Regions from separate parts of the Homo sapiens genome. Here region 1 is linked to region 2. Evidence: chromatin loops called from intact Hi-C (ENCODE). Cell type or tissue: GM12878. All regions are shown on one strand. Each heading gives the region's core, and the rest is flanking DNA. Links, peaks and the distances in the headings are about the cores only. Region 1 overlaps LOC124903162. Region 2 has its middle 160 kb from the start of LINC00332.

Evidence for each region. Peaks named below come from ENCODE experiments on the same cell type or tissue, not always from the same donor. Only the 100,000 strongest peaks of a DNase experiment are listed, where the experiment ranks them.
Region 1: it touches region 2 in a loop (1.9-fold over the local background); 2 of 110 quality-filtered maps call a loop at or near these places.

Annotation. Positions count from the first base shown.
Region 1 is chr13:40,097,173-40,108,771 of GRCh38, reverse strand. LOC124903162 reads left to right here. Exons shown (of 5, transcript XM_047430821.1): 4 at 10,805-10,915. Among named protein-coding and RNA genes, the nearest start is that of LINC00332, 79 kb to the left of the region's middle. RefSeq lists a silencer at 7,906-8,076. In GM12878, for the core only: no CTCF peak of the experiment used is centred there; a DNase peak (open chromatin) is centred at 6,491.
Region 2 is chr13:40,020,266-40,031,864 of GRCh38, reverse strand. No RefSeq gene overlaps it. Among named protein-coding and RNA genes, the nearest start is that of LINC00332, 160 kb to the left of the region's middle. In GM12878, for the core only: a CTCF peak has its summit at 4,904; DNase peaks (open chromatin) are centred at 4,994 and 5,444; H3K4me3 peaks cover 598 bases; H3K27ac peaks cover 1,296 bases.

The DNA.
Region 1 (11,599 bases), core at 2,365-10,364, 76 kb before region 2:
CCTGAATTAGCGTAATGCTTCAAATCATCTTGTTGTAATTCAGAATAATTATCTATAATTAAAAATAAATTCTTGTAGGGTGAGAATATCAATTTCTATTCAAATCCCTTTATTTTGATTGTGCCTATCAGCCATTACCCAGCTCCTACCCAATAACTCTGAGCACTTGTTGTGGAGCTAACTTTGCTCTATCCAATGCTTTTGTATTTTTGGCACCATTGTGTATTCTCTTTTGAGATCAGCATTCCTCTAGGTATTTTGCCTTAGTTGATGCTCTTAAAGGTACTGGCTTTTGTTTGGTTGGTTTGAGATTCTGATGAAAGCTATGAAACACACGTTAGAACAAAAATCACACAGGCACATACAGACAGATCAAGCATGGAATTTCAGAAGAATCAAGCATCCCCTAGGACTCACGTTCTCTAAGTATGTCCCTGACCAGCAGCATTAGCAGTACTGGGAACTTGTTAGAAAAGTAAATCCTTTGGCCCAACTGAATCAGAAACTTTGGGGGTGAGGACCAGTAATCTGGGTTTTAACAAGGTCTTCAGGAGATTCTGATGCCTGGAAGTTTGAGAACCACTACACTAGGAAGAGTTAAGAACTCTGGTCTGGCAGGATGTCGCTGAACATGCTGGAATAAATATTAGCACTTCTGAGAGCAGAAAGGGTAACGGATCCATGCAAGCTCTGAACTTATTACCTTCACCAGGTGTTAACACCTGCTTCATGTTTCAGACTAAGGATCCATTTGCTCCCATGGGAGCCAAGCCCGTGGCACTATCATCTTCCATATGGAGGGGTGAAGAACCAGCTGGGGACACCCCTGGGGAAATGCTCCCAGGCTGGAAATATTAAAGAAGATAGAGGAGGTGATAGAAATAGGTGGGTTCTCTCACTGGGTACATACCCATACTTAGATGGCCCACCTGGCCTGGCCTAGGAGTCACCCTTCCCTGAGGCAGGCAAGTACTGGAGACTCTCATGCTGTATAGCAGAGTCTGAGTATGATTAGAGAAAACACAATTTGATGCTTAGAGTTTCAAGACGTCAGAGACTAGTCCCAGCTACTCGGGAGGCTGAGGCAGGAGAATCGCTGGAACTCAGGAGGTGGAGGTTGCAGTGAGATTGTGCCATTGCACTCTGGCCTGGGCGACAAGAGCAAAACTCCATCTCAAAAAAAAAAAAAAAAAAAAGAAGTCAGAGACTGACTTTTAGAGTCAGAGTCAGTCTCTAACTTTTTCCATATAAGAGGTTGTATGTCTCAGCAGATAACTGTCATTAGATTTAATCTTTTAACTATGCTTCCATGCCTAGGTTTTACAATGTGAGTAAAATCTAAGTAAAGTTACGTAGATTCCTAAAGAAGTTCTCATTTAAGACCTGAATCTCTCTTGAGTAAACATTTTCATACACACAGTTTATTGCCCTAGATACCATAATCATTTGCCCTCCATGAGGACAGAGACCTGGTCTCCTTGCTTATGGTGAGCGCTCAAAAAATTTTTGTCTAAATAAGTACATTTATTATCTCATTGAATTTTCAAAACAATGCCCAGAAATCTGACCTGAGAATTATTAGGAGGCACAATTCTTCCCCTCTCCGTATTTCTATCTTAACCATAAAGTGAAAAGATCTGACCTTTTATTTCACCCTTCACAAAAGCGGGGAATACCTGAATTTCTCTGGCAAGTTTGGGAAAAGAAACTCTTGTTTCATGCATCTGCTCAGACACAGGATATGCTGTGCTCACTGCTTGCTTATTGCAAAGGCTTCTGGGGTGAGTAGACTTGGGTTATTTCAGTTTGACTAATACTGATGCAGGTAGATTTGCCTATTTCCAGCTTGAAATATTCCGAAGTCCATTTGGTGATGGGTCTGAGCTACATTATCCAGTCCAGCTTTATCTATGCATAGATAAAGATTCTTTTCTATCTGACCTCTTTATTTCCTCGATGGCTTCAGCACTAAGGACAGGTGTTATTTAGTATCCAGATAGAGATTACAGCCTTCTGAGATGTTGCCTTTCCCTGTTATAGTTCATACCCTTGTTCCCTGAGCTGACTAGGTTTGAACAATTTGTTTTCTGCAGATCCTGGTAGAAATCTCAGAGTTCCTTTTTTCCTCTGAAACTCCTTCCCTGTTCCAGCACTAGTTGTTCTGAATGTTTCAGTCACTTCCTAATGGCATCCCCAGAGTCACTGGCTAGAGAAGACTATCTCATCCCCTAGCTGCTGGCCTCATCCAGGCTTCTAGTACGAGAGTTGCCTCAAGCTGACTGCGTCCTGTACACACCACACAATCTTCCAGCCCACTGCAATGTATTTGACCAGGGGTAGACACTGGACCCATGAGTAGAGACTCAACGGAATCAAATTTTACATGGCTTGCAGCCTGTGGGTAGTCTGGTACTAAAGCAGTGTTCAAATAAAGTCAGAAAATCATTAGGCTCAAACTGGAATTCTTTGAAGGAACTCAACTGGAGATGTAGACAAATGCCCACTAGTTAGAAGGAGAGCCCAGGAACGAAGGTGCATAAGAGAGCTGGAATCTGACAGTAACTGAGGCTTGTTAAGGAGGAACACCAGAGAGAAATCACCAAGCATCTGCTGCTGGTTGCTACCTGGATAATCAGGTTGCTAGAATTGCCATGGATCTCAAGTCTAGTCATGTTCTACCTCCAATACTTTTGGGAATCTGGATATGTCTTTTTCCTTTGCAGCCAACGAAGCCCAACAGAGACTCTCATAATCGATGATGCTTCCATTTGTCTTTCCTGAATTCCCTTTCTGCTTCTCCAGCCCCCTCAAGAAAATTCCTGCATGTTATTCCTCACACAAATAGAGCATATCTCTCCATTCCATACCAAACAATTCTGTCCATGGGTGGGTTACTCCCCACCTCACATAGGACCTTCTTGGCCTCAGGGTCTTATGTAATTGATGGGGTGGAATAGAGGAGGCAGAGTGGGGCAGATGTGGAAAACACAGCTTGGGGGCTGGTCTCCACTCTGATGTGCCTAATTTGGCTTGCAAGTATTTGTAAGAAAACATTTTTTGAACTAATTTCTAATGTTTGAAGAGGATATTTCCTCCCTAAAAGTTCAGATTTCTGGATTCTCTTAAACTTTGCACACCTGATGGCACTGGGCCTCCTTTCCCCTGAGCATAGTCGTCGTTCAGAGGTGGGTAGCAGCCAGCCAGCCTTCTTCAGTTGAGCACTTCCTTAGCGCTAGTTCCTTTCTGGCCTGCCTTGGTCATGTATGTTACCTCTCTGACATCTGCTATCATTTGACTTTGCACTCACTGATAGAGACAGAATGAGGGAGCAGATGTGGAGGAGAAATGGAAGAAGTTATTCATTAAGCCAGGGCTAGGAAGAGCGCTAAGGAAGAAGTTCTAAGGATGAGAACCCAGCAATGTCATTGAGTTTGATAAGGAGGAGATCATTGATGGCTTCCGTGAGTCCAAAAGTCAGATGGCAAGAGAGTGAAGAAGCTGATGATGGTTATGTAGGGTATAAGAGATCCACAGAACTGAGTCATGAAATGCAGAAGAGAGGTATGACAGTTTCAGAGATGTAAAATAGTGACCATTGATAATGTCTTCAGAATGAGACCCATGAAAGAAGGTTAACAAAGAAGGCCATGCTTATGATATGAAGGAAAAATAGATGTTGTCCAAAAGGGAGGTGGCATATCTATGACAAAATACATATGGTGGGATGGAGCATTCTGATTAGACGTGGGGAAGATTAGTTTTCCAGAGCTAGAGAGGGTTCATCTGTCTCCTCTGAGATTTGTAGACTCTGATGGCATTTTGTCCATGTTTTAGTTTTCCTTTTAAAATGGAGGGAACCTGAAAAGATTTGATTCACCATTGATAGCAGTAAGTTCCATTAAAAAAAGATCCCCACGATAGTTTCTTTTGCTGAATATTGTCCTGTGGCACTGTTTCCTTTTCTTGGTGCCCTTAGGAAGATCACACATGAAATTAGCACCTCAAATTTACATAAATAAATTTGATTTACTGAAAATACTATGTAATAGCCATTAAACATCATTTGTGTAGCCTGCTTGTAATCACTGCGAATTATCACTTCTGTTTATGAAATCCACGTGCCTCAACCCACAACTACTGAGACGTTACCTCCTTCAAGACCTCGAGTAGACTTGGTTCATGTTCTACTTCCTTACCTTCCTAGGATTCTTACTAAATATACCCACTTCTGTCTTCCTCAAGCTCCCAGACTGGAAATATTAGCTATTGAATAAATACATAATTATTCATCGGGGCTGAATCTTCACACATAGCCGTGACCAGCACTTGATCTTCTCATATAGCCGTGACCAGCACTTGAAGGAAGCCAGGACAATTCTTTTAGATTCTCTTCCTTGAAATGCCACCTCTTCCTTCCTCTGTGGCCTCATGCTCCTCAATTCCTGCTTTTTTGAAAGCCATAAGCCAGGCAGTAATGTTTGCCTCCTTGGCTTGATCTCTGCCTGAAGCACCCAAATGCCCCTCTGAATTTAGCAAGAGAAGAGACTTGGCTCCCTGCGCTGGTGGCTGCTATCTTGTTTCTACTCCCCAACTCTGATATTCCCCTAATCCCATCTTGCAACTTGGCTACTTTTCCCAGTATAAACACTTTTCCGTATGACAACTCCCACAACGCCCAGCTAGGGAGTTTCTCTGTTTACAGTTTGCAATGGGTTCATTATATTTACTTGATGGGGAAGGTTTCAATTACACCTCAGCCAGCTCATCCTCTTTAATTCATACTCCCACTACCTGCTCTTGTTACCTATCCTTCTAAATATTAGTCACCTATGTGAAGATAATAAAAAGATCCTTCTGGGTTATCTCCAATTGTATGTCTCTTTTCAAATAACGACTGATTGCCTGAAAAAAAAAATTAAAGTCTGAAGGCAGTGAGCGATTTGTAGAATGTGCAGCATCCACATTCATTGGAGCTGGAGAGATCTTGGAGAAAATTTAATCTAAATTCTTACTTTCCAGATGAGGCCTGGGGCAGAGAAGGGATTTACTCCAGATCATTTTATTCATTAATGGAAGATCTCCCGCCTTCCCACACAAGACTCCACACATGCACGATTCTTTTCTGGTTTTTTATTTCTGCTATGACAACACAGTCATATCTATGTAGTCCTATCTACATACAATGTAGTCGTGTGTGTGTGTGTGTGTGTGTGTGTGTATACACGTATGTACCAGGAGAATGGTTCCCAAACCTGTCTGAATCATCAGAATCATCTGAGATTCTTTTTAAAAAGACAGTAGCGAGAGTTTCTATCATATGTCCTGAAACAGTCTCTGAGGCTGGGCCCAGGAGTCCAAGGTCTGGCCTTGGGGTTGCTGCTTGATAAAGTTCCCTTGCCCTCCCAGCCTCTTTTTCCCCTCCCATAAGGCACTGCATTTTTCAAGATTGGCCGCAGATTTCATAACATCATTATCAATGTGAAAGGGACCCTTGGTGGGTTTCCTATGTTGTCATGGAAGAGCCCAGCATCCACAACAAGAGAGGCGTGCATGAGGCAGCCTGCGGCCCCAAAGGCAAGGCCCTGTAACTTTAAGCAGAGCTTAGCAAGCCTAGTAACTGGCTTTGTTTGTGTGTCTACGTGGAGGAGGAGACCAGCTTGTGAGCAGTACCTGGAGCCCGTGGGCGTACTCTGGGGAAGCTGCTGCATGAGTCAGGCCTGCAGAGGGTTGGGGACTGGAGTCCTTGACGCACTCAGCAATGATTCAGGGGCACAGCCGAGACCTCGGCATGCCAGGTTAAGCGGGTAAGCCACTCTCCCTGCCAGAGTGGGCCCTGGATGCATGGTAGGGAGCCATCTTAACTTGAACAGCTGTGTAATCACCAGTACCAGTAAAAGAGAGGGGACATGAGACAGTTTTCTCCTGGAACCTCCCCTGGAGTGTGAACACAAGGGAGTGGAATTGTGGGGTCAAATGGTCCAGGAGACCTGCTCCCAGTGAATAAACAAATTCACTAAGGCGTTAGCTCTAGAAAGATTTTATAACTTAGCTGGGTGTATTTGAGGGTGTTATCCATCAGCCAGATACAAGAGGTGGGGAATCTAAATACCTGCATGTGTTTTGGGGGTTGAATAAGTCCCCTCTGTTGTCGATGACTTGGGACAGTCCTAGGTGAAAGAGGTGAGGTTGATCAGTGACATTCAGGCTGCTTCTAGCCCCGCTATGCACTATGTACATATCCGAACTGAGTTCAGGTACTCTTTCTTCTTGATCCCTCTGAGGGTGAAATATTGGTCTCTTTGACCCTACAGTTGCCCAAAGTGGGGCAGTGCTCATAAATATTCACTCTCTTCTGATTTTATGGCTGATTGTACCCAAAACCTTGCTGTCTGGCAGGACAACTAGAGGCTGAGGCATAAGAGAAGAAACAGTGTGTCACTCTGATTTTTTCTGGCATCATTTTTACTCAGAGTTGGAAAGTGCCTCTCCTGCCACACACCTGTGAATCATTTAGAAACCAGGACTCACAGAACAGAGGGCGGACTTCATGCATAACCAAAAAGTTTCCTGGAGGCCGATAAGCTGATACAGCCAGAACAATTGTCTCTTTCCAGGTAGACAAAGGAGTGCAAGGCATATGACCTTTACGTATTTTTGTTTGTTTCTTTTTACCTTGGATCCTTTAGCCATTCTTGTTGGAGAGCCAGTTCTGGGAGAGGGAGTTTTTGACTAAGCAGCCAGTCCATGTTGAAACAAGCATTGTGGGGCAAGTGAGCTGAGCCCCATGGTGGAATGACAGCTACAAGTTAGTGGCATGGCCCCTTGGCAGTGCTGCCTGTCAGTTTCTCCACCACCCAGGCACAGGTGGGAGCAGCAGGTGTGGGCTCATTGAGTTACAAGGAAGCATGACCCATGATAACCAGGTCACATAATAAGGGCTGGTTTATTGCAAGAAGCAAGGGGTAATGAAGAAGGAAGTTCTCTCATAAGAAACTGCTGTGTGGTTAGTCCACACAGAGACTAGAGCTGGAGGCAGTGAGGCTCTAGGGACCTTGGCACTTGGGGGCGGTGAATCCCATGCTCTGCCATTAAAGTGGCTTGGCCAACCCTGGCTCTGGTTATTCTTGATGTATGTGCTTTAGCTTCTCCTCTCACCACCATGACTTAACACAACTTCTCTACACTTAATCTTCTGCTCAATGGTAGTTTCCACTTTCTCACAATTTTGGCTTACTCTACACTTCAGCTAACTCAAGGCTACTCGTGCACTCTTTCAACCTCAGCCCCTGATAGCAGCTTGAGTCTCTGTGTATTTTCCAATTCAAAGTCCTGTGAGTGAGAATATGATTGGTCCAGTGAATTCCTGGTAGTGCTCAGCTCTTTACAGTAGATCTCCCGGTAAGCCTGGACAGGCATCCCTGAGGCAGGTGTCTACTTCCAGACCAATCAGATGAGGACAGATGTAATAGGGGTCCATCGAGAACTGCCATTTCAGCAGTGGCCCTGGGTGGGACAGTGTCCCTTAGAAAGGGCTGCGGATGTGTTCTGACCATGTTGTACTACAAGCAGTCAAGAGTGAAAAACACTTCCATTAAAGGGAAAACCAACAGTTCTAATCACAGGCAAATGTCATAAATTGGGATATTGTCACTAGGTACTTAAAATATGGAGAAAATTTGATGTGGCCTAATAAACTATGCATAGGATAAAATATAATGTTGCTGAAAGCAATAATAAATTAAGGCTGGGCATGGTGGCTCACGCCAGTAATCCTAGCACTTTGGGAGGCTGAGGCAGGAGGATCACTTGAGGTCAGGAGTTCAAGACCAGCCTGGCCAACATGGTAAAATTCCATCAATACTAAAAATACAAAAATTAGCTGGGTGTAGTGGCACATGCCTATGGTCCCAGCTACTTGGGAGACTGAGGCAGGAGAATCACTTGAACCCAGGAGGTGGAGGCTGCAGTGAGCTGAGATTGCACCACTGCACTCCAGCCTCGGCAACAAGTTTTGAGACTCCTTCTCAAAAAATAAAATAAAATAAAGTAAAATAAAATAGTTAATTAATGTAATTTTATTTTGTTATTTTTTAAAAAATTATTTTTTATTTCAATAGATTTTTTGGGGAACATGTGATATTTGGTTACATGAATAAGTTCTTTACTGGTGATTTCTGAGATTTTGGTGCACACATCACCTTTAGGGGTAAAACAAATTATACAAAGATATAGAGATATTGGGGAAAGGGAGAGATTGGGAGAAAGGAGGTGGAAATCCAAGCAAGCATGACATACAGAGATCTAGGGGTCATAGTGGAACACAAGCACTGCTGAATATGAACAAGCAAAATATGTACAATTAAGTTGAGTTAGAACATGATTAATAGGAGCCAATAGAATTTCTTGTGTTCTTAGCGTTGCCTAAATCTTTATTACATTTAGTTTTGTTTTCATATCTTTTAAAGAGATGAAAAGGGTACTGAGGAGATTGAGGGATGTGGGTGAAAAGAAAGAAATAGAAGGGCTGTGAAATAATCGTTAGATTCCTTTGGTCTGGGAATTTAAAAAATAGTCCAAGGATTGACTTTTTAAATTAAGCTTCAAAATCTAAGGCAGCAGATGGATAGACTATCCTTTTATTCCAATGCCACAATTAAAATCGGAAAGAAAAATGAGGAGGCAAGGACTATTGGCGAGTTGATTGCCAAGCAACCGATCAAATTGCAAAGGGCCAAGCCAATTCACTTTTCTTAACAGAATAATTAGGCAGTATCTGAACTATGTGAAATTTTCTCCATCTTAAAGACACCAAATGAATTTGATTGTTTAGTAATCAATTCACTCCTCAGCACTAGTATCTCAGCCACAAATTCTAGGGCTCCTTGGGCTTCCATACTTCTGACCAACTGGCTACAAATTCAGGGGTTCCTACAACCCCCTCAGGCTCAATAGTTTGATAGAATAACTTGTAGAACTCAGGAAAGTGTTATACTTAAAATTACAGTTTAATTATAAAGGATGCAAATCAGGAGCACCCAAAAGAAGATATTAGGGCAAGGCCTGGGATGGTCTCAAATGCAGAGCTTCTGTGCCCAGTCTCCATACAATCAGAATGTGTCACCCTGCTGGCACGCTGATGTGTTCACCACCAAGGAAGGGGACCCAAGCCTCAGGGTCCAGAGTTTTTATTGGGGTTTCACTGTGTATGGATGATTGAATCATTGACCACATGTCTGAGCTCAATCTCCAGTGCCTCTCCTGGGAGGCTGGTGAATAGCAAATGGCTTGAAGCCCCGAGCCTCTAATCACATGATTGGTCTTACAGGCCTGGCCAACCTCCATCCTGAAACTATCTAGGGTCCCACCAGGATTCACCCTATTAGCAAAACTCAGGTGTGGTCCCAGAGGCCAATGTCTTCTGGTGAGGCTGGAGGCTCCCAAACTGCTGCTGTTGCTGCTGCCACTTCCCATGGGGAGAAACAGAGAGCTTAGGTGGTATTTCTGTGTCATAACCTGTCTCCAAGTGGCTTGGCCCTTCCCCTCCCCTCAATGCCTTTTCCTTTCTCCTCTCAGGCTTTCTTACTTCATGCCCCAGAGCTCTAAGATGGAGAAGTCACTCTTTCCTGTCTCATTTTTTGATTCAGATTATGATTGGGTTCAGATCCTGGCTCTGCCAGTTGTGAGCTGTGTGATGTTGTGTGCATTGCATGGCCTCACAGAGCCTTGTCTTCCTCATGTTGCTGTTGTGAGGACTCAGTGAGATGATGTTGGTTGAAGCTTCTGTGTTACCTGGCACATTGAGACCTTTTCCCTCTTCCTCCCTGTCCTCACTGGTGCCTCAAGACCTGTACAATCATCCTGCCTCATTCCATTTGGCTGAAGCTCCTGCTCCACTTCTTGCTGGGCTGTGACCATTCAGGATCCCCCACTGTCCACCAGAGTCAGCATGTGCCATGACAAAAGATGGTGGAATATTTATCCCAAAGCCCCACCAAGAGTTCCAAAAAGAAAGAGCTGGTTGTTGGCACATTTTCCAGGGTCTCAGTTGAGTTGCTTAGACTGTGTGCACTCCTTATCATCAACGTCATCCACGGTAACCCGGAAGCAGTGGCCCACTAGTGTCTGGAAGAGGCAGTCGTCTGTGTATCTACCTAGAGAGCAAAACTAAGCTCTGGGGAGGGAGTAGAAAATGGACCAGCAGGCGCAGCAGGTGAGGTGGGAGGAAGAGAGAATGGGGAGGAAGGGTGTGAAATGCAGGCCTTCCTGCAGACAGCTGGAAAGGCCAGGCTACGGTCAGCCAGAACATCGCCTCCCATGGAGACCAGTCTGTGGGGGCAGCCAAGGCCAATTATTTGAAATGGAATGAAGGATGGCAGAATGATAGTGGATGACAGCCCTGGACCCAGCCCTCTCCCCTTTCCGGATGCAGGGGGCAGGTGGAGCACAGGCCAGCACATGGGCTGCGTTCATGAGATGCCCACATGGGACACACACGCCAATTACTGTGGCTTGGTTGGGTTAAGTTGTTCGTTGTGGGGACACAGGGACACTCCTGGTTCTCCTCTTAGTTGCCTGGTATGCAGTCTTGGGGGGCTGTTTGACATCAGGCTGTTTGGGTTCAGATCCTGGCTCTGCCAGTTGTGAGCTGTGTGATGTTGTGTGCATTGCGTGGCCTCACAGAGCCTTGTCTTCCTCATGTTGCTGTTGTGAGGACTCAGTGAAATGATGTTTGTTGAAGCTTCTGTGTTACCTGGCACATTGAGACCTTTTCCCTCTTCCTCCCTGTCCACACTGGTGCCTCAAGACCTGTGCAAGCATCCTGCCTCATTCCATTTGGCTGAAGCTCCTGCTCCACTTCTTGCTGGGCTGTGACCATTCAGGATCCCCCACTGTCCACCAGAGTCAGCACCTAAAAGTGAGTAGCGCTGAATTCAAGCTTCACATTTCCCCCTTCATTCACCCAGCCAACGGCTCAAGGACAAGCAAGGCCCTTCCTTTGCTCTGCCAGCTTTCCCTCGAAGAAATAAAAATAAAATCTCCCCTCTACAGTACCTGCTGAAATGCATCTACTGGTATTTTGTTCTTTTGTTTATGGCTTTTATGCATAGTGAAAATGCAAATTTTCTTAGAAGTCATTATATTTCAAGTCATTCTATTTGTTTATTGTATGCACAAATGAGTCACACTCTCTGCTCTGAGGACCCTGTGGGAGAGGCCATTGGCCAGGAAGGAAAAGGAAAAAATTCTACTTACACCTCCTTACGCTTCCACTCTACTTACACCTGCTGCACAGTTTTGCTTTGAGTCCATTCCAACAAAGTGTACAAAACCAATTTCTCATCAAGTTTGCAAAACTCATGTTGTCTGCCTTGGAGTTTTCTTCCCCTCCCCCTCCACACCCCATTTCCTCCCTACCTCCTATACTCCACTATTGCAGGAAAGAAAGATGTCACGTTGGTTGAGGGCCCACTGTGTGAGGGCCCCTGTTGAGGGCTGGGAGATGACCTATGGCATATCATTTAGAGCTCACTGCAATCCCAGCAGCAGAGACCATCAGTCTGCTTTATGAGCAGAACAAACAAATAACAGGCGAATTAGT
Region 2 (11,599 bases), core at 1,827-9,826:
ACGCCCCGCTAATTTTTGTATTTTTAGTAGAGATGGGGTTTCACCATGTTGGCCAGGCTGATCTCGAACTCCTGACCTCAGGTGATCTGCCCACCTTGGCCTCCCAAAGTGCTGTACAGTGCTGCCTTTGATGTGACTCTGCCTCTCCTTTTATCAGGGTTCTTCTAAGAAGCAGCCCATTTGCCTCATGAGACAATAGCCAAAGTCATCCCAAGGAACCCCTCTCACATAATAATTCAGGTACCATTATGCCTGAAAGAGGGGAACTGGCAACCTGCCACTGTCGAGGTCGAAGCGTGAACAAAACCTCCTAGAACTAAGATTTAAGAAGTGTTTCCTTCAGGGTACGGTGACCCTAGTTCACATGGGAGGAGAAACCACGAGTGTTAGAGAATACATTGAGCGTCCGTCTAGCTAAGAAGCATTTCTTAGACTTCCACTTTGTCAGCAAATGATAAACAGAAGTCTTTCCGAGTCTGTTTCCTGGTGGATCCTTGGATTCATGTTATTATAGCAGGATGTGCTGATAGCTGGGAGACCTGGATTCTACTATTGGCTCCATACTAATGTTCCTTGTGATTTAATGCGTCTCTGAGTTTTGCATGTCTAAGGTTATTTACAGCTTAAAAGATGCATTTATATTATGATTAGTCACCGGTGAGCTATGAAGTAGAAAGAAAGGAATTTGGGTTTTAGGAGCCACAGGGGAAGTCTGGTTGCTGAAATGAAGGGATGATAAGAAGCTGTAGCTCTTCTTTCTGAAGGAGCCCCACGCAGACCCATTGCTGGAAGCCTGAGCATTCATCTCTGCCTTAGCAAGTGTGCTTTCTAAGGGCTCCCTGGTTCCACATCACTTATTGGTTGAGTGCCAACTACCTCCTTGGTGTAGAACAGACTCTATTCCTCTGTCTCTTGACATATTTGTGACCGAGGGGAGCAGAAGAGTCACCTAAACACACCATTAAAATGATGTTTAAAAAGGAAAAGATTTGTCAATTTCAAAATATGTAATTCAAAGAAAAGGTGGGATTTGAAAAAACAAATCAACTGGACTTCTAAAGGAAACAATGCCTGGCACATGGATGAGCTCAGTAGATACTTGTTGATTGAAAGGTTCTCAGCACCTCAGAAGAAAGTAATGGCTCACTCTGTTTTAGTTGACTCTTTAAAAATACAAAATACATAAATATTTTACCATCATACTGGCAAACTCTATGACTAAAAATAAACAGAAGGAAGAGAAAGAAATGGGGCTGGTTGGGTAGTGGTGCCCATGGGTTGCAATGACAAAATTAGCATCAAGGAAGGAAGTCCAAGCATCCACATCTGCGGCCTAGAGCAGGCTGTCAAGATGTCTGGTAGGACAAAAGATCCTTCAACAAAGGTTAGGCCACAAATCAGAGCACAGAGCAGTGTGACGGGCCTCCTAGAGTGGCTTGTCACAGTGACATGTGGCAGAGGAACAGAAAAAAACCTGGAAACAGAGCCAGCGGAAGTGCTGGCCACAAATGTTTGCAGACCATTTGGCTTCTTTTCTCACCTCATCTTAAGCTCTTTTCCTTGCACAGGGAAGTGCAGTCGGCCCTCCATATCCGTGGGTTCCACATATGCAAATTCAGCCAACTGAGGATTGAAAATACAGTATTTGTGGGAAATGGAATCCATGGATATCGAGGGCTGACTTTTCATACCCATGGGTTTCACATGGCCAGATGCAGGAATTGAGCATCCATAGATTTCAGTATCGGGGTGAGGGAGGATCCTGGAACAAACCCCCTGCAGATGGCTGAGATGTCGTAGTAAATAAGGCTGACCATGTAGTAAATAAGGCTTCCTGGAATTGCAAGAACTAAAGATGGAAAATGTCATCCAGCATTCTGACCAGTGATCTAACCAGATTATCAGCATAAAAAGCCCATGGTCGAGAGAATGAGCATCTCTGGCCCAAACTTCTACACTTCTAAGAGTGGGAGGGTCCCCTTGAGTACACTGCATCCTTCTCAGGACAGTGGTATCCACACTTAGAGTGTGCTGCCCCATGAACTGTAATTATACCTAGACACCAGGTAATGGCTTGGCAGAGATGTTATGAATAGTTTAGACTGTAGATTGTTGGGTAGAATAGAAATGCTTTATGGTCCCTTCCCCAGCCTTATTCTATGATTATGAGATTGCTTTATATTCCCACATAGCATTCCCCCTTCCCACAGCTTTAATTGATGCTGGGATCAAGTAGGTATAAATTGATAAAGTTCAAGTGAGACATGGAGAGAAAAATCATCTACCCTCCTCTCCAACCTATCCCCCTCTTCTTCTGGATGAAAACCCACATCAATAACGCAAGTTCAAGGTAGGCATCCAGTACAGTGTAGCTTACTTGCGCTTTACTTCCACTGAGCTATGCTCAAGTGAAGTGCAATCCAGAGACAAACAGACAACATTCCCTGAAATTCTTCCCTAGATACAGAACATCATCAAATTGCCATTTTTTCATCCAGCAGTGTAGGCCACCAGATTCTATCCCAGTCCATAGATGTTGGAGCAGAATACAAAAATGAGGGGATCTTATTTGCATGACTGTTTGGGGAACACAGTTTCTGCTTTGTCTCCTTAAGGGGGAAGAAGCAAGAGTCCATTATGAAGACTCTTTCCAATATGAAGCTCCTCAAATGGTGTGTTGTTTTTTTCTCTTAGCAAGATGTTTGGAAAAACAATCTTTGTTAGGATTCAGGAAACAACTTTTTTAAACTTTGAAGTGAAGACTAGGTGCTTATTTCCTCTGGCCCTGACCATGGTCAACACACGCTATCAAAACAAGCCTTAGTAGGTTACCAGAAGAGATACATGGGCATGGAGAGAAATAACTACAGAAAGGAACGTCACTTGGTGAAAACCATAATCACAACAAGATGGAAAAAAGCAAAGAATTGCACCAAAATGCAATATCCCATTCAGGAGGAAAAGCTTCATGGTTTTTTTGCTTGTCTGTTTTTATGTGGGGCAGGGGGGGATTTTTTTGTTTGTTTGTTTTCTTTTTGAATCCACTGTTTTTGGACTTTCAAAAGTAGTAAAAGCAGCATGTTTTAAAACACTTGAACTTAGCTCAAAGAAATGGTGTCATTTCATCCTGATAGAAATCTCTTCCAGAAAAGACTATCTGAGCTACTCTGGAAATGAACGGAATTCCTTCAATTACGTCTGAATTTATAAAAATCTGAGAGAAAACTCAAGTTTACCAAGAATGCATTCTTGCTTGCATGGTGTTCCTTCCACATGATGCATTGTTACCAATAAGGATGCCATGCATGCCTTTCAGCCACCCATTGCTTATTGGAGAAAGAACTGACATCAGATGAGAAGGAAAGATCTACAAATTTAGTTGTTTTTTTTTCTGTTTCTTTTTTGCCATTTAGACTTCATTTTATCATAATTTTAGGGTTTTTAAAATTGTATAACATGGTTTTGTACTGGTAAATTTTCTTTTTTATGTAACAATTCTTTATTATAGGTATGTACTGATTGCTAAGGACTAGTAATTCAAGCATAAAGGAGGAAGGTTTTATTTTTATTTCAAGGACTTAATGGGCTATTGAAGGGGATGTACAGTGATGACACTGTACGTCACTGAGCCAGTGATGACAATACCAAAATAATGACTGCCTCAGTATAAGGCATGTGCAACAGTGGGAGGCTGGAGTGAAGGGACGGCTGCATACTCCATGGGGAATAGACATATCAGGGGTTGCCACGAAAATGTTTTTTCTTTTCTTTTTTTTTTTTGAGATGGAGCCTCACTCTGTCACCCAGGTTGGAGTGCAGAGGTGCAATCTCGGCTCACTGCAACCTCTGCTTCTCGGGTTCAAGCGATTCTCCTGCCTCAGCCTCCTGAGTAGCTGGGATTATAGGTGCCTGCCACCACACTGGCTACTTTTTGTAACTTTAGTACAGGCAGGGTTTCACTATGTTGGCCAGGCTGGTCTTGGATTCCTGACCTCAGGTGATCTGCCTGCCTCAGCCTCCCAGAGTGCTGGGATTATAGGTGTGAGCCACCATGCCTGGCCAGAAAATGTTATTTTTCCATGAAAATCCCTGTGGTGATAATTGTAAGATAAATGATCCAAAGGCATATATTAAAATTCATTTTGAGAGCCCATCATATAATAAACTTTCTGTGGGTAAGGCTGTGGATATTAAAAAATATAACATATTCATTCATTTGTTGCCAGGAGGTTTAATTTATTTTCTTCCTTCTTAATAAAGTAGAAGGAAAAAACATCCATGTTTATACGATGTCACTGCAGTTCAAAATAAGACTCATTAATTATCAGAATGAGTGGCCACTGAGCAATCTGCTCCAGTGAGTGGCTTGCACAGCTCACTGGAGTTTATGTTACATTTGGCCATTTACGCACTCACTTTCCAGAAAGCCCACTTTACTTGTGAGCTAAGTCAGATCCCCAAAAATGGATCTTCTTATGTTGAAGTTGACTGATCTTCCAAGATGGATGAATTTTTAATAAACTGATGAGAAGTCCTGTTTGCGATACATTGTTGATCATCACTCAGCCCCAAATGACTGGAAAGGTTATTTAGGGACTCAGGAAGCCCCAGCATAAGCAAATACCATAGGTACAAGCCCTTAAAATCAAAATGCCTAGATGTTAAATCAATGTCCCTATTATTGTTTCACATGGGACTCTGGTGACATTTCTAGAGAAGGAATGATTCTTGGCACTTTTCTTAGAAGAATGCCCTCTGCTTGTCGCTGGCTAGATGAGGGAGCATCTGCTATCCAGCTAACAAGGCAGGGGTCAGCAGGAGAACAGACTGGGGAGGCCGGGGATATGGGAAGGGTCCTCTCTGCAGCTGCTCTGTGGGGCAGGCGTGTCCTGATGACAGGGTGTCCTCAGCTGGAGCCATGGGGGAAAGAAGCAAGGCACGTCTCCTGGGTTTCCCCTTAAGTTCCAGTGAAGAGAAATTCAAAATACTTTCATTTTCCTACTAACCACACTTCTTCTGTGGGGAAATATGAGTGCTTCATAGCACCTACAGGACAACACCTCTTGTAGATATCAATTTGGAAGCTTCATCTCTTTGAGAAGTTGCAGGATAAAACAGCATTTTTAATAATCTCTTTGATAATAATCATTTGGCCCTGCATAATATATACATATATACTGTACATATGTATTATATATACACAATTTATGTATATGTTTTTATATGTGTGTGTGTTTACACATACACACAGAGATAAAATGAGAAAGACCAGAGGCAGAGAGAGAGACACACACACACACACACACACAGAGAAACACACTCTTTGATGATGATGAGCCAGATACCACAAAGGAAAAGGTTTCTGCCTACAGGTCTAGGACTATTGATGAGTAAATTCTGTTCTTTCCTTCCCACCGTAATCAGCCCTTGGTTGAGCAAATCTTGAGGGTTGAATAGGGTTTCACTTTCAACCTCACGCGGACAGAAATGGTCATGATTCACCTAAATTCCCTGTGAACAGAAACAGGCTGGCTTCTCACACCTCCAGTGAAGGCTGGACGGTGGTGGTAGGCTGCTCTTATCTCAATTTCAAGTTCTTTTGCCTCATTTCATGCCATTGAAAACATCATTTGGATTGGCCATCTGCACCCTGAATGACATCCGCATTTTACCCACTGACATGGAGCAGCCACAGCTGATTAATAGAGCCAGAATTCCTCATGTGGACCAATTTGCTATGCAGTTGTCAAGGAGTCAAAACCCAGCTTAGCTGTGTAGTGGTTTGAGAATGGTCATCTTTCAATGCTATAACAAAAATTAAAACTCTACTAATAGCTGAGCCCTGGATTTCTGTTGAGAATTCTGCTCAGTTTCATGTTAGGGTAATTTGCCTAAATGGGCTCAACCTTAACAGACAAGAATGTCCAAGAACAAGCTGGATGCTAATGTTTTGTTCTGAAAGAATGTTAAAGAATTTTTTTTAAATAAAAAGGTCTTGTTAATAATCCTTTTTTAAAAATAATTTCAACTTGTATTTTAGATTCAGAGGGTACATGTGCAGGCTTGTTACATGGGTATATTACGTGATGCTGAGGTTTGGGGTATGAATGATCCCATCACCCAGGTACTAAGCATAGTACCCAACAGTTAGTTCCTCAGCCCTTGGTGACCTCCCTCCCCCATCTAGTAGTCACCAGCATCTATTATTCCTATCTTTATGTCCATGAGTATGCGATGTTTAGCTCCCACTTATGAGTGAGAACATATGATATTTAGTTTTCTGTTCCTGCACTAACTCAGTTAGGATAATGACCTCCAGCTGCAACAGTGTTCCTGCAAAGGACCTTATCTGTCAATGACATTGCTAGCTTTTCTGAGATAGGCAACTCAGAGGAGTATGTGATTTCAGGCTTGGGATCGTTTGGTTCCAAGTAGCAGAAACTCACCAAGGAGTGTTTGCTAAAAAGTGGGATTTGTTGAAAGGATATGAGGTTAGAGGAGCAGAAGGTCTGGATGAAGACCTGGAGTAGAGTCAGGAACCAAGGCAATGCCTCCCAGCATCACTCCCTGGGGGTCAAGCAGCTGCTCATCCCCACTTCTCTCTGGATATCAGCATTATTTTTCTCTCTTCGCAGACTGTTTTTTCCTGATTTTCTGGAAGAGTGTCAGAAATGTGTTGCCTAACCCTTGTCTCTGCATCGTTCCCCAGTCTCAGGCTCCCAACCAACTGACCTGTCCCAAGAGAGACAGACACTAGTAGGTCCAGCTTAATTAGAGATTGGCTTCCTTGATCCACCTTTGACTCAGCTAACTATGGCCAGGGGCTAGCATCATTTGAGTGATCTGGCTCCTGGTGTCCAGTCCTGTGCAGGGGGAGGCATTTCTTTCAGAAAAGGGAGGTTTGGGCTACACGAACACCCTTGAAGCAGCCTCCTGTAGTTGTCATTCTAGGAAGGGGCTTAAATCGATTCATAGACATTGTAGAATTTATTCTAAGGGTAGCAAAATGAGCAAAACTGTTTCACAGATAGGAAAATGAAGGCAAAGAGTTGTCAGGAAATTGCCAAAGTCAGTTTGAAACCTGAGTTGCTGACTCCTGATTCAGGCTTGACTATGTCAAGTATTTCTTTCTTGCACTGTGAAGGCTGGCTGGCTGTGGATGCTTCATGGCTTTCAGAAAGGGGTAGTGGAGTTTGCCCAAATAATCTGCAATAAAGCAGAGCAAAAAATCTAATAGATTTGTGGCTCATGCCATATCATTTAACAAATAAACCATCTCTTCCCCAAAATACAGGCTGGCTCACCAGGGAGTGGCCTGGTCCCTTGAGCATGTGTTCTTTCCAGATCAAATGGTGGTGGTTCAGCTCAGTCTGGGTGAGCCTGGCATTTTTTCATCAATAAAGAAGACCTGTTAAAATTAATGTTGAAATAGTCTCCCATCATTCTGAAAGTATGCACTTTGCTCATCTGAAAAATATAATCAACCTGCCAGTTTCTAAGTTGAAATTTGTGTGTATTGCCTAGAATAACATTGACTCAGTATTCCTTTCAACATGAACCTTGGTAGTGTTTCCTCTTAGAGTTTTCCTCTTCTATACACTTCTTATGGTCTTCTACCTAGGTTCATGCACGCACACACAATGCACATACATGCACAACACAGACATGCAGAAGTGCACATGCAACTTATATCCCATGTATCACAAATTCCAAGGAATTAATGAAAATGGAGTATTTTGCACTGAAAAAGCTCTGGAGCTTAACTTCTCCATGTCAGGGGCTAACAAGTCAAGAATGGGATAAGTCAGTCCCTTCCTACACTGGGCACCTCACTCTTCATCTGCAGAATCCCAAGAATTTCTTGTTTAGAGATTACTCTGATGTTTCTACATCATTGTTTGCTGTACAGAATGTTTGACAGCATAGTTCTGTTAGATTTCAGCCTGATAATGCACAATGCAGTTTTCAAAGAAAAGAAAAATTAGTTCTAATGGAATTAGCACAATGATCCTCTAAGAATACAGCTTATGAACAACCCTTGGATGGGCTGTAGCAAATTCCGAAGCCAGAACCCAGGTTCTGTTCTTCATTATTTTCTGATTCAAAACACTTGTGGAGTGATTAATCTTTATGAGAATTATTGTCTCCCGTGCACATGTAGAAATAAAAACCAGAACCTCCAGATGCGGAGTTGTTACCTTAGTTCAGAGCTTTCTTCAACCCACTTACCACTCACAGCTTTTGTTTATTCCTTTACCCAAGACTCCTCTGTTTGCCTCCGCTCGACCCCATTCCCACCCTACCCCATGCCACGTGGAGGGCAAACATGCCTCTGGCAGGCCTACATAGCACATGAATAATACATGAAATAGTCATAGCTGTAATCAAGATTTCTGAATCCTTTCTATGTAGCTGTAGTGTGCTCAGGCCACAACAGATATTATTAAATCTCGTCTTCATACAGCCCTGCAGCATAAGCTTAATTTCCAGGTTAGATCTAAGATCTACCTGATTCCAAGCTCCATGCTCTTAACCACTAAACTGAATTTTTCATTCACAACAATATTCTTAACAGTTATTTAGAGTATTTAATGTAATTCTTTTTTTTTTTTTTTTTTTTTTTGAGACGGAGTCTTGCTCTGTCACCCAGGCTGGAGTGCAATGGTACAATCTCGGCTCACGGCAACTTTCACCTCCTGGGTTCAAGCGATTCTCCTGCCTCTGCCTCCCGAGTAGCTGGGATTACAGGCATCCGCCACCATGCCTGGCTAATTTTTGTATTTTTAGTAAAGATGGGGTTTCACCACATTGGCCAGGCTGGTCTCGAACTCCTGTCCTCAGGTGATCCACTCACCTCGGCCTCCCAAAGTTCTGGGATTATAGGCATGAGCCACAGTGCCCGGCCTTAATGTAATTCTTTACTGTTCTACTCCAAGGGTGTTAAAGGAAGAAAGAACACTGATGAGAACTCTGTGAGGGCAGATCCCAACCTTCAGCTCCAGCTTTGACCTCCATCCTGGCCCTAGACCCACAGAGAAGCTGACACACCAGGGTTCGTAGAAATGTGTGGCATAGATGGAGAGAATGCCAGCCTAGGATCAACAAATACTTGTAAGATCTGGCATTGGTACAATTCTCCCTCCTGGTGGATTACTTTTGTTTTTATTTTCCATCCCCCGCAAAAACAGGTGTGCCTTCCTAAAGACAGAAAGAGAATCCCAGAAAATGTGAATTAAAAAGAGAATGAATTTTAAGGAATTATTAATTTTCTTTAGATTTACGTGAGAAAAATTGGAGATCAGTACCACAGAATCACAGAGTCTTTAAGTTGAAAATGATTTAAGCTTCATTTTATCTAGTTGTCTTTGTTTTATAGGCCAGGAAAGCTAAGAGAGAAATAAAACATCTTAATTTGCCAACTCTATTGCGGTCCATGAGGCCTAATATAATCAAAACACATTTGAAAATGTAGCATGTTGATAAAATTATAGTAAAATACAAATTTTATTAGTACCTGAAATATTAATAATACCATTGTCAATACTAAAGCCTAGCAATTATAAAATGAAATTATTAAGTGACTATTCAATAAAAATGCATTCTGTAGCGGCTACCTTATTTGACATTGGTTCCACAAATATTTGTTGAGCACCTACTACGTGTCAGGCACAGAGCAAGGAGCTATGACTTCAGAAGTGAAGGCATAGTTCTTTCCTATTAAGAACCAAAAATCTAGTGGATAATCACCAGCTTTAAAATGTAACCGTAGTGGAGACAGCCTTGTTGAAAATTTTAGTAATTTTGCTAGTTTATCAAAAGCCCCAAACCACTTTATTTACCTGGAAGATCACATACACACACACACACACACACACACACACACACACACACACACACACACTCTCACACACACACACAATTTAAGTACCCTTCAGCCTATATTGTTTTAAATATCAAAGCTGCTTTCATTTTATTTATTTTATCACTATTATATTTCTTTTGAGACAGACTCTCGCTCCGTTACCCAGGCTGGAGTGCAGTGATGCCATCTCGGCTCACTACAACCTCCGCCTTTTGGGTTCAAGCAATTCTCATGCCTCAGCCTCCTGAGTAGCTGGGTTTACAGGTGTGTGCCACCACACCTGGCTACTTTTTGTATTTTTAGTAGAGACAGGGTTTCGCCCTGTTGGCCAGGCTGGCCTCAAACTCCTGGCCTCAAGTGATCTGCCCACCTTGGCCTCCCAAAGTGCTGGGATTACAGGCATAAGTCATCACGTGGGGCCTATTTTATTTATTAGTTTTAGAGACAGGGTCTTGCTATGTTGCCCAGGCTGGTGTGACGTGGCTATTCTCAGGCACGATCATAGTGCCCTACAGCCTCAAATTCTTGGGTTTGAGTGATCTGCCTGCCTCAGCCTCCTGAGTAGCTGGGACTACAGGCGTGTTCCACCATGCTTTGCTCCCCTTTCAGTTATATTGATGTTAGTGCCAAAACTTTGAAGGCTTTGAGATTTTTCCCTCCTTGCAAGCTAAAAAGTTAGCCTGCCACAGTCTCATGGATGCTGTTAGAGGACACAAGACTCCTAAATCAGAGACAAAAGCCTTTATTACTCACAGTAGTAGCAGTAGTTAGAATGTCAGCATTTTCTTGTGTTGGTTACTCAAGCCCTGAGCCTCCTATAGAGACACAAAGAGGGCCAAGGGATACTTGCACACCCAGAGGCCTGTGTTACTGGAGAGGAACCCTGAGCTTAGGGAACCTAAATCTTTTGTAATGGGCATTAAGCATGCCTACCCTTTGCTCTTGAGGGAGATTATCTTTATTGTACTGGGCAATAAGCACACCTTTCCTTTACTCTGAAGGTGGACACTATATCCATCCTTCAGTGCTACAAACAAACGTGCCCTTTGTCTTGGAGGAGACACTGTCTCTTTATCTTCTAAGGCTGTTAATATAAAAACATCCTTGGAAAGATAATCCAGAACAAAGCCAATCAGAGAGTGACTCTGCTTACAAGATGCACAGAAACCCAAGCAATCCAGGTAAAGTTTTTTCCCAACAGTTATTTGGTTACTTTATTACTAATATTATAGACATTTTTATCACTGAAGTTCTCATGAATTGTTAGAGCTGCATGTAAAATAAAGACTCCTGATATTTGTTCAATCATGTAGATTCTTGTCCAAATGACCACCAAATCAGTAGGTTGCATTTATGGTGGCATTTATCTTCCCAACTCATCGCTGGTTTACCCATAAAAGGGAATTATCACACTAAAAATTTGAATTTGAAAAATTCTTATCATCCCCATAAAGCAAGCACCATGTTGTCAAGTATCTTCCATGGCTAATTTAGCAAGAAGATGTTAGCTTTAACTCTTCAATTGTGAATGACTCAGAGAAGGCTATTCAGCCTTAGATAGAATTAGTAAATTTGTTGATTAATTCCCAAGTTTTGGGTTATCTTAAATAAATGTCTCTCTAAAACTAGGATACATGTATATGCATCTCACCATATAAAAGTTGGTGTTGATTGACTCTTTGTGTGATACATAGACTTTAAAAAGTTACCTTAAAGGAAAAGAAAATAATTACCTCC